2 separate regions of the Mus musculus genome follow, and region 2 is linked to region 1. A link is a contact called in ENCODE Hi-C or POLR2A ChIA-PET data. All regions are on one chromosome and are shown on one strand. The core of a region is the stretch at or near the end of the contact, and the rest is flanking DNA. Distances in the headings are between cores, read along the strand shown.

Region 1 (5,814 bases), core at 1,608-4,107:
GGCAGGTAGGTCCAGCTACACACAGCATCAACCCAGATGGAAGGAAGATCAGCAGCGGGAGGCTGCTGAACAGGACAGGGTGCTGGGCACAGAAAGGCAGCTTAATAGCGCCAAAAATAGCCTCGCTTTTTATCAAGAGGATTCTGACAAATGAAGCACGTGCAACTCCATCAGCAAGAGGGGGGGAAAAATCAGTGAAGCAAAAGACCAGATCAGCTCAAATCAACAGAGGCAAAGACGCCAAGAGATTCCTGACAGCTGTACACCCCCAAGTCCTATGCCTGCCGGCACCCCTCCCACCTCACTCCGATTGAAAATTCAGCCTGGACCTTGAACCCATAACCTCTTCCCATTACCCCACACACCCAACGGTGGCTGTGTGCAGCCGAGAAGTTATGGTTTATCTTAGCGCTAGAGTCAGACCATAGATTAGGAGACTCAAACAAGAACCTGTTGAATAAACTGGTCAGTGGTGGCACACTTTAATCCCAGCACTTGGGAGGCAGAGGCAGGTGGATTTCTGTGTTAGAGGCCAGCCTGGTCTACAAAGTGAGTTCCAGGACAGCCAGGGCTACACACACACACACACAAAAACCCGTCTTGGAAAAAAATAAAAAATAGAAAAAGAACCTGTTGAAAGCTCACCCTTGAGAAAATGAAGTGGGGCAAGAGCACGCTGGAAGACCAGAAAAGAAGGTGGGGTCTGGAGACCTAACTCAGAGGTGTAAGAATGCCTTGAACTGGCACAGCACTGGGTTTGAAAAAGAACGACAGACAAAATTCAGTGGCAGTTGATGGAGGAGTCTACAGGTGAGTAATGATGGGTAAGACCTGTCCAAGCCAAATCAGTCAGGATGGTGTGGGATTACCTCACGTAAGATCTTCAACCTCTTGCTTTTCAGTAGCCCACTGAGTCACAACTTCTGCTTCCTTTCCTCACCTGCTCACTGGCTGACAAGTGAATCTGACACATCTAAGCCCTCAGGCAGCTTGCACATCTTGGGTTCCCCCAACGTGTCATATTACCACTCCAAGACCAGAACAACCAGGTGGCGGGTTGTGGAGAGCCTGCACAGATCACCTTCTCCCCCTCACACACCCCCCCCCCGCGCCCCACTCAAGGAGTTAATCCAGGTGGCAGAGATGACCGACTTTGTGGTCCAGCTTGGAGAGGGCACGTGGCCATCTCTTTCCCAATACTTCCGCAAAACCCACCTTGCTCTAGATCTAGACCCAAGAGAGCACACCACCAGCCATTCCCTTCTATTCCCCCACCCCCATCCATTCCCCTTCAGGAAGAAGGGGGTGGAGTCAGTTCAGGCGCAGGGCCAAAGAGGCACAAAAGCACTTGAAAATCACTCCAAAAAGTACCCATTTTCTCCCATGCCAATCTACTTCAAGAGTCCAGAACAGGTCCAAGTATGCCCACACAAGGCACTCACCTGCTTCCCCTTGAAAGGTGCTGTCCCCATCACTGGGCCAGATCTGCCCAGTCTTGCGGACACCCACGATGGTAGCCTCAGACACCACAACCTGGCACTGCCGGTGCCGCTTCTGGCACTGTGGCGTCGGGGGGCTGCTGCTGTCAAAGGACTGCTGCGAATTCTGCGAGGGTGAGCGGCTCTTGTCCCGGAACATGCGGTAGGTGGTGGGGCTTGGTGACACGCGGCTGGACTGGCCAGAGGAAAAGTCCTCCTCGCTGGAGGTGAGGTTCTCGTTGGAGCTGCAGTCCGGCGTGTAGCCACCTCCGCTGTCCTCGAAACTCCGAGGCGAGTAGGACCTGCGAGGCCAGGTTAGGCGTTTCTCCTGCTCTGAAGTGCTCTGGCTTCGCAGGAGAGGGCTCTTGCCCTCCCCTTCCACCATCATGCCTCCGACATAGATGCTCTGGTAGGGTTGGTACTCCAGGGGCGGCCAAGGGGGCCTGTTGCCGCCGTTGGCATTTATTAGGTTGTCCTTCAGGAAGCGGGGATTCAACTCTGCATCCTCATAGTCACCGTCAAGGCCGCAACTGCTTTCCGAGGAGCGCCCACGGTAATGGGGTCTGGGTGCTTCCCCCAGGCCCTGCCCGGCGCTCTGCTGGGACTTCTTGCGCTCCATTTGCATGGCCTGGCTGCCCAGGGAACTGATTCGGTCGGACACCTCTTTGTCGTTGACCTTCACCAGGCCGCGCTCGTGGTGGAACTCGACGTTCACGTAGAAGGGCTTCTCGGCGTCGGCAGAGCCGGGCTGGGCAGGTCCCTTGCGGATCTTCTCGAAGTTGGATCTGAGCGCCGCCACGCTGGTGGGGGGCCCTCGGTCGTCCCGGTCCGCCGATGCAGCAGCCGCTGGCCTGCGGGCGGACGCTGACCGCCCCTTACTCGGTGACCCCTCTCCGTCCGGCCGCGCCTCGGACTCCTCGACGGGCGCCGGGTCTGCGCCGTCGGCGGGCGCGGGCGGCGGGCGCGGGGCGGACGCTCGGGGCTCGGCGGCGCCGTCGGGGGGCTGCGCTGCACGGCGGAAGCCCCAGCGCTGCCGATCGTAGCTCTTCTTCTCCTTGGCCAGCAGCGTCTGCAGGTAGATCATGCGGAAGCGCTCCTGGTTCACCTCCTGCTCCAAGCGCCTAATGGAGGCCTTGCAGCGCTCCAGCTCCTGCTCGATGTCACCCACCGAGCGCAGCTCCATGCGCGGCGGCTCCGAGTCCGGGAACTGCGCCCTCCACGCCTCGGCGAAGCCCACCGAGTCCACCATGGCGCGGCCGGCTCACCTGCGCCGCCGAGCTGCGCGCCCGGAGTCCGGCTCAGCGGCGGCGCGGCGTTCTCACCGGGCCCGGGCTGGGGAGCCCGGTGGCTCCCATGGCCCCGCGGATGCGGCGGCGAACAATGCCCGCCCCCGGGGGCCGCAGGTGAGGTGGGAGGCTCGGCGGCGGCGGCTGGGGGTGGGGGGCGCGCGCGGGCGGGGGGAAGGGCGCGGGGTTGCGCACGCCGCTATTGTGTGCGGGGCTCCGCAGCGCGCGCGGCGGCGGCGGGAGCCGTCCTCCGCAGAGCAGGCCCACCGCCGGCCCACGGCCGCAGCCCCGCGGGCTCCTCGCCTCCGGTTCCCGCGCCGCCCCGCCCCGCTCCGCAGCTTTCCGGGCAGGCGCTCCGCTCGACACGGCCAGCTCTCGCCGCACTCCCGCCCCGGCCCGCACTCAGCGCTGCAGGAAGGGGAGGACCGGGGGGCGGTGGCCGCGGAGCGGCTGACGGGGCTGGGCGCGCCTCTTAAAGGGGCCGCGCCGCGGGAAGAGCGTTGGGTCCTTAAATCGGACCCGGGACGGCTGCTAACCGGTCTGATCCCCTTCTGTACACAGAGGCGCCCCAGACCGGGTGATTCGAAGCGATCCTTTCACCACGGAGACTCTCATGCCTGTTTCCTCTTTTCTGCATCCACCAACCTCGGTGCTGACCGCACCAATGAACACCCAGCAGGGCCCAAACTATTGAGAAATCAACCGGGGCAGGTCAACGGTGCAAGCCAACAGCCCGGGTGCTAGCCAGTGAACCTCTGGTGCTGGAGGTGGGTGATGAAGCTTCACAATGGCCACTCAGTTGTCACCGGACTCCTTACACTGAATGATAACTTAGGAATGTCTCCCCATCTGTTCGGTCAACGTATCTCCCTTCCTGAGTAATGACTTTTGACCTCTGGAGGCCAATGTAGTATTTTCGGGGTCTTTTTCTTTCTGTGAAAGGATCGCACACCTCCTTCTCAGCAACAGAGCTGGTGGAAGACAGGAAATCTTTAATGGCTCCCAACGAAGCTTAGGGATCTGAGGCACTTAGCAGAGATGCTCTCTGCAGGAACTCTCCAGAATACAAAATGAAACCCAGGCCAGCCTGCTGGGTGAGGTGAAAGGCAATAGGATTTGGCAGCTGAAGAACAGCTTCAATTTTGACCACTTCTCCCATCTCCGTGCCTCAGTTTCCCCGAGCTCTGAGATAAAACCAGAACACCTGCTTCCACAACTGTTATTTCCTTGGTTATAAACTGTTATCATGCTTTTCTAGAGAATTAGAGCCCAGCGCCAGCAGCCAGATCAGCAGGGCCTCCCTGACTTAGGCCGGGATTCTCTTTCCGGCCCTGGAACTCGCTTCCATCCAGCCTGTTGTCTGCACCTAGTAGGGTTCAGTTTGTGTTAACGTTGGTAGGGCTGGCGAGTCTTTGGAGCCCCGCTCAGGAACTCTGTGAGCGCTGTGCAGCTCGCTGCTGCCCTCTGTAGACATTTTTAATCTCTTGTTCCTTCCTTCCCCGCCTACCTCTTGCCCAGCAGGCAGTAAACAACGCAATTGCAGAGAAGAAATAGTTTTGCTGGTGACTTGACTTCTGAGCTTTGAAACAAAAACAAAGAGAGAGAGAGAGAGAGAGAGAGAGAGAGAGAGAGAGAGAGAGAGAGAGAGAGAGAGAGAGAGAGAGAGAGAGAGAGAGAGAGCAGGCATCCCAGAAGCACAACAGTGAAGTACTTCCTTGGTAGAATGAGCAAGTTAAAAAGCCTGATCCTCGCTGGGGGCGTGGCTCAATGGTAGAGGTCTTATTTGGTAAGACATGGATTAATCCCTAACAGTACATAAAAAGGAGAAAGACACAGACAGATAACACACACACGGGGAGGGGGGGGTGGCGGAGGGGACTGGGGCAGAGAGACACAGAGACAGGAGAGAGACAGAAGAGAGATGGAGACAGAGCACAGAGACAAACAGGGACAGTGACACACAGATACAGGGAGGAAAGAGACAGAGGAGAGAGAGAGGGAGGGGAGAGAGAACGGAGAGAAAAAAAAGCCAAAGCCGTGACCTCACAGGGTCACAATCAATACTAGCTGCCGCCCATAATGATCTGATGGGCTCATTCAATAAGTGAGCCAGGCAGGCGAGACGAGAAGAGCTCAGGCCTCTGGAACCCTATTTCCTGGCCATCTGAAAAAAGGAGACTCTTCCAAAGACTACATTCTTCTTCTTCTCCCCCCCCCCCCCTGTTGACTGGGTCCTTAAGTTCCCAGTAGGCTTGGTAGGGCCCATATAACCATTAATGTGTGGAACAGCAATTAGTACTTTGGTGGGAGAGGGTGCTGCCATTCATCCATATGATAATTTGTGCAGAGTTTTTGGTGTGTGAGGTGCTGGGAGTTGGAACCCCGGGACCTGTTAACACGCTCAGCATCCGCTTTGCCACTGAACCACACTCCTCCCTCTCCCTCTCCTGTAAATATTTTCCATGTACTCAACCGTTCATTTATTTTGAGATGAGGGCCCATACTTCTGGACTCAAGTGATCCACTTCTGGCTGCGGCCTCCTGAGCAGCTGGGACTATGTTTATGCGCCCGCATGCTAGCTTTTAATATTTTATAAATAAATAAATTTGCTTTTAAAACTCAGAAGCTGTCCGTTGGGTTTTGCAGGCTCTGTTCTCTTGACATAGCAAAGTGCTCGTTGAGTACAAGGGCACAGCCAGATAGTGGTCCCCCCCCCCCCCCCCCGTCAGACAGCCAAGGAAAGCCTTTCATCCTCAGGACCACCCTGGCTAACACTAAGCTTCTGGTTCTTTTCTGCACAGAGCCTCTCTCCTCTCCCTTCCTCTCCTTTCCTATAGCGCGTTCTCATCATCTGTCCTTCACTAGCAGGACAGGGTAAGGAGAGGCGTAAGGATCATCCATACTACAGTCTATCTCATCCTTCCAGAGTTTGTTTCTGCTAGGTCTTAACTTTGCAAGCTTTCAGATTATTTGTCAGCAAGTAGTGGACAAATTGGGATATATGTATGGCCCAGAAGAAGCACAGCCAGCAGAGATGTGTGTGTGTGTA
Region 2 (5,814 bases), core at 2,201-4,700, 38 kb before region 1:
ATGGATCTAAGTGTTATGGACACAGACACTATGGCTTGGGCCCTTCTGGTTGGTTTATGGGCATGGCACAGAACCTACCAAGTGCCATGTTGGCTTGTACCCCTACGCACATGTCTTCTTACACTTACTGATGTCACTAAATCATAGCTTCAGCCTTGACACTGACCTCTCTCTACTCTTCAGCCTCCAGCAACATTTCTGCTCTAAACCTGTACCGCACTTAAGCTTGTATGAGTTACCTGACCGTCATTATCAACCGTTCCCGCCAACACCACGTGAGCTATCACTTTCTCGTTTTTCTGTGTGTCCTGCTTTCCTATTTTGACTGGCGACCTCCATCGGGCCTCACAGTGGCTGGCTAGAGGTAGAAAGAGGAGTAAGACAGGTCTGTCTTCACCAACCCTACACATGTTATGTGCCTAATGAGCCTTTGGAATAGAGACAGAAACAATGCACAGACACTGGAGGTCTGCTCTAGAGGGGAGACTATGAAGAGGTAGAAGACGGTCACTTGTGGTCAGGATGCTGCCACTGTCTCTAAGATGCCTTGTGAAAATGGAGGACGGGCAGAAACATCAGTGCATCCAACCAGGAGAAGAAGGATAACTTGCGCCACTAATTGACAGCCTGCTCTGAGTCTTGAGAGATCAGAGTTTTTCCACTGTTGGGGTGGTACACTACTCCCGAACACCACTGCCACAGACCCATCAGGAGCTGAGAGCTTTCTTTCGGAAGACACTCAGCACTATGGGCATCTTTGTCCAGTCCTGCATTCAGCCAGAAGCGGGTTCCCTGCCCCAAACACTTCCCTTCTGACATCTCCCATTCACCCCATGCTGAGGGAGTGGAGGAGGAGAGATGTGCCATTCACATCTCTGCTAACAAGTTAGATGCTGAAGAGGAAAAACAAAAACAAAACCACACAAACACACAGCCGGAGGATCTGGCAGGGTGAAGCACCCTCTGGCCTACTTTCCCCTGAGGGGGGTTACTCTCAGAAGCCTGGGGTCCTGATGTGAGGATGAACAAATCATTTCCCATCAGTGCTGGCACCTAAGGCCTGAGAGAGGGAACGAAGCACAGCTAGTGACAGCGTGTGGACCGGAAGTGTGGGGACCAGAAGCGTGAACCTCTGCACCCTCAGAAGCTCCAGTGCCGTGCCGTGCACAACTGGCATGGGGAGGTGAGGGGGAGATGTGGTGAGCTCACTGGAGAGAGAGAGAGAGGGGAGCTCGTCTCTGCAGATCCTGCCCTACTTTCAGTGGGAAGTGTTCTAACAGACAGGCTTCGGGGATATTGGGAAGCTGCCATGTGAGGGGCCCTTGGAGAAAGCCCAAAAAATAAAAATTAAATCTAACCCTTTATCCAAACTGAGGAGCCAGGATTCGAATGGAATCTGTCTCCTTAAGCCACAGAGCAGGCACGCTGTTCTCTCCGGTTGTTACCACAATTCCAGGGAGCCAGGACGGTGGAGGTTATTAAGTCCCACCTTACAGACAGGAACATGGAGGCCCAGAGGAGTGTACCCCAGGCCACACCCATGGCCCATCTGCCCGACATCCCAAGAACTAGCTAGGAACGGCATGAATTATGTATCAAGCATCCATAAAACAGAAGCGAGCTGCGCGTACAAGTAGGCGGAGAAGCTTCAGACAGCCCCGGGGCTTCTGCTCTTAGCTTTCCCCAGCAGACCCAGCCTGTCAAGGCTTGGCTCAGGGGGCTGGTGCTCTCAGCATTTCCTATCTGGGTGTGGCCTGGAGCTGATGCTTCTCCAAGAACAGTTGGAACCACTGAGCCAAAATGGATGGGTTGGAGGGACAGCCTGGACTGGCAGATGTAAAGGCCACTCCCTACCACCTGGACCTGGCTTCCTCTAAGGAGGTCCTCTCCCTTATACACTCCCCACAGATCTCCCCAGCACCAGTGTAAGCCTCCCTTCAGAAGGACTTTCAGCAGGAGTGAGATCGACGTCACCTCCACTTGAGACCTGAAGTGCTTTATGCATTTCTGAGAGAAGATACAGCAAGGTACTGAGGGAGTCTGCTGTGTGTTCAGATGGCTTTAAAAATAGGCAGCAGACGGAATGCTCCCCTCTGGACAGCCAGAGAGGCTGGCAATGGCACCAGAGGCTATGTCTTCCAGAGACTTAATGTCTTAGGGTTTTACTGCTGTGAAAAGGCACCATGACCACGGCAACTCTCATAAGGACAACATTTAATTGGGGCTGGCTTACAGGTTCAGAGATTCAGCCCATTATCATCAAGGCAGGAGCATGGCAGCATCCAGGGAGGCATGGTGCATGAGAAGCTGAGAGTTCTACATCTTCATCTGAAGGCTGCTAGCAGAATACTGGCTTCCAGGCAGCTAGGATGAGATTTTTTTTTTTTTTTTTAATTTTCGAAACAGGGTTTCTTTGTATAGCCCTGGCTGTCCTGGAACTCAGAAATCTTCCTGCCTCTGCTTCCCAAGTGCTGGAATTAAAGGCATGCGCCACCATTGCCCGGTTTAGGATGAGCGTCTTAAAAGTCCACATCCAGTGACACACCTACTCCAACAGGACCATTCCTATTCCAGCAAGGCCACACCTACTCCAACAGGCCCCCCTCTTCTAACAGCACCATTCCCTGGGCCGAAGTACCAGGATGGCTCCACATTTCAGGAGCTACAAGTTCAGTGTTCGCTAGGTATCAGAGTGAGCAGGACGCTACAGGAAGGTGTGAAGGGCAAGGAACCAAGAGAGGTGGTGAAGCCACAAATTATGTGATATTTAGGAAGAAAGGTGGAATAAAAAAAGTGGAGAAGCAAAGTACCGAAGCTAATGCTGAGGCCTGGAGGATCTGGTGACAGCTTGGTAGCCGATACTAGGCAAACAAGTAGAATACAGGAAGTACCCGCAGGGCAAAAATCTCAGCAAAATGAAGGAGCTGTCCTGCCATACAGAAGGGTAGGAAAGCCAAATGTAGGTTACACAGCCCTGTAAGACTGCCAGCTTGAGATTCATAATCTTGAACTCAAAACCATGATTAGCTTGTGGGTTTCTTAGAAGGAAAGAAAGGTGGGGTTCTTGGGAGATGAGCTGGGCATGCACAGTGGCTAACATGGGCAGGGCAGGGCAGAGCAGAGCAGATGGCAGGAAAAGGCCACACTCAAAGTAGGGGTCCACACACCATTCAGGGCTGGTTGGTATAGGGAGAGAGGCTGGAGAAGGGTACGCTTCTTGCAAGAACATGCGCTGCTAGGTACAGACCTTGCAAATGCCTGCTACCCTCCGAAGCGTCCTCAGTCTAGCCGTCACAGCCTTTTGCAGGCCTGTTGGCATTTTCAGCTTTGAATACAAGGCCCTCTGGAAGATACATCTCTGAGAGCCATCTGTTGGCTAAAGGGCTTTGCTTCACTTTCTCCCCTCCCCCTGGATTATTTTCAAAAGATTCGGTTTCCTGTTTTTACTGCCCTGCCAGCCAGACCCTGGGTCCATCTATCCATCATCAGATCATTAGGACCACAGGCATGACAGAACGGGCTGGCACGCTGCAGGCCCTCCCTCCTCCATAATGAGGGATCAGTCACCTCTGCACCCTGCACCAGCTGTTCACTCTGTAAACACTCCTGCCTCCCTGTGCGGGGGCTTGACCTCTCTCACAGGCAAAAGGCCTCTTAGTGAAACTAGTAAATAGGCTATTCATCCTAGCCACTGATAGATACTGACCGCAGAGCTACCTCATTTCAGGACAGGAGAGAAAGACAACCAAACAAACAAAACAAAGCAAAAAAAAAAAAAAAAAAAAAAAAAAACCCAAACCAACCACCACCACACATGAATAGAAACAAGCCAAGCCATTATGAGATGCCTGCACCTTCTTCCTTCCAGTCCCAGGGTGGGCCAGGCTATCTCAAAAGGGTTTCTGCCTTGGGGAAACGCCTGTGCCGACACTTAGGGCCAAAATGCTAATGAGAGATCAGAATACTTCAGCTCATTCTTGGCTATTCCTGCCCAGACTAAGTCCTGTCCCCCAACGTGGTACAAACAGACGAGCATCCACACCTCTCCTCTCACCTAGGTACTGCTAAATAGATCAGACCCTCCTCACTGTCAGCCCTAGCACAAGAAGGACTAGGCTGAGACTCTCCTGGTTTCCCTCACCCACATGGTGGCTTCCATGTCACATGGTGGTGGTCATGGGTTTGGTCACTGCAACCAGCAAGCACAGAGCTCCAGGCACCATGGCTGCATAATCTCAACCAGCAAACACAAAGGACAGAGCTCCAGGAACCATGGCTACATAATCTAGAATTCTTTCATGACCCCCAAGATGGGGAGGAAAGCAGAGACACTGGCCAGTGGCAGAAGCTAGACCTGGTGCCCACCCAGCTGAGGGCTTCTACCGCTCACAACCTGCGTGGAGCCTGGAGAACTTTAAGGGGCTGTGGTGCTTGCAGGGTCTGATCACGAAGATCCAAGGCTCTTAGTTGTTGTCTAAGGTTTACTTTGTTCTGCTGTAATCAACACCCTGACCAAAAGCAACATCGGGGGTAAAGGGTGCATCTGGTTTATACATCCCAATCACAGCCCATCATGGAGAAAGTCAAGACAGGAACCCAAGCAGGGAGGTAGGAACTGAGGCACGACGAGCATAGGGAAATACCACTTACTGCCTTACTCCCACGGCTGGCTCAGCCGGATCTCTCAGACAACCTAGAAACACCTATCCAGGAACAGCACCACTGCCAGTCCAGTATGCATCACAATCATTAGTCAAGAAAATGCTAACCCAGCCCACAGGTCAATCTGAGGGAGGCATTTTCTCACTCTAGCTTCAGTTAAAACAAAAGTAACTGAGAGCAGGAGTCCGGGATGAGGAGAGCAGGGGCAGAAACATGTGATGGGACAAATCTCTACAGAGGATTGGGGGTGGGGGGAGGTGGCTATCTGAAGAGGCTTCCCTGGAGTAGGCATGTTTATCTGGACATGTTCACACCACTTATCTCAAGAGCCTGACTTTCCTCCATGAAACAGATAGGAGAATCTGGCCTGGCTCTCCCTTCAGCACAACCTGAGTGCCAAGCCCGCTCTAATACAAGCCTGCAACCCTCAACCCACAGGGCCCAGGAGCCCTCACTGGAGGAGTAGAGCCCTTCCTCCAACTCTAACCACCCACTGTCCCACATGCAAGCTGAACGGGTTTTCCCATGTATTCATTTATTACATTTTTATTTCGAAACACTTCCTGAGGGACCTGCAAGACGAATACCAAGAACCACTGCTTAGAATAGGAAGACCTAAAAAGGATGGGAGCGGGGCAACAGATACTCCATTGGGAAACAGATACTCCTTTGGGAAACAGATACTTCTTTGTGGAAACAGATACTCCTTTGTCCCTTTATCACCATTTTGCCCTTCAGACACAAGAGCAAGCAGCTAGCACCACCCTTGGCTACCTGGATACCCAGAGTCCCATCACACTGTTTAAGGACAGTCGTTTTACACTGGGTAGGCCCCTTACCTGCCTTACAAAAGTGACTAGCTGACACCTCCTGCTCTGAGATCACTCTCCTGTTACACTAATGGCCCACCCACCTTCCCTCAAAAGGGCAGAAGGTAAAAATAGTAGTGCGTGAAGGTGTCCCACATGCCAATCACCATCTTCCAACACTTCCCTGAAGCTCAGGTTACAGGCATCGCACATGCTCCAAGTCTGTGGGGCAAATACAGTGACCCCACCACATGCCATTCCCGTTATTCTAGAGTGAGGAACCAATTAGCATCATGAAACTTTATTATTTCTATTTGTGCTGCTGGGAATCGAATTTGAAGCT

Evidence for each region. A loop is a pair of places that touch in the nucleus more often than their neighbours do. ChIA-PET counts read pairs that join two places held with the same protein, here RNA polymerase II (POLR2A).
Region 2: a loop to region 1 is called in a map of left cerebral cortex, with 2.6 times the contacts of the local background. The contact joins the enhancer-like site here to the promoter of Bcr in region 1. A Hi-C loop is called at or near these places in 11 of 37 maps with a recorded cell type or tissue (T-helper 17 cell, gastrocnemius, heart and 1 more). POLR2A ChIA-PET finds 5 or more read pairs at or near these places in 2 of 5 experiments (Patski and embryonic stem cell).

Annotation. Positions count from the first base shown.
Region 1 is chr10:75,057,939-75,063,752 of GRCm38, reverse strand. It overlaps Bcr (BCR activator of RhoGEF and GTPase), which reads right to left and starts at 2,857. Exons shown (of 23, transcript NM_001081412.2): 1 at 1,443-2,857. The coding sequence starts at 2,727.
Region 2 is chr10:75,096,405-75,102,218 of GRCm38, reverse strand. The region is part of intron 1 of Bcr (BCR activator of RhoGEF and GTPase); the gene reads right to left. Among named protein-coding and RNA genes, the nearest start is that of Bcr, 38 kb to the right of the region's middle. Within about 2 kb of position 3,450, at least 2 of the 3 ENCODE cell types and tissues checked have a DNase peak (open chromatin) inside an H3K27ac peak, as active enhancers do; they include gastrocnemius and left cerebral cortex, where a contact is called at or near this core.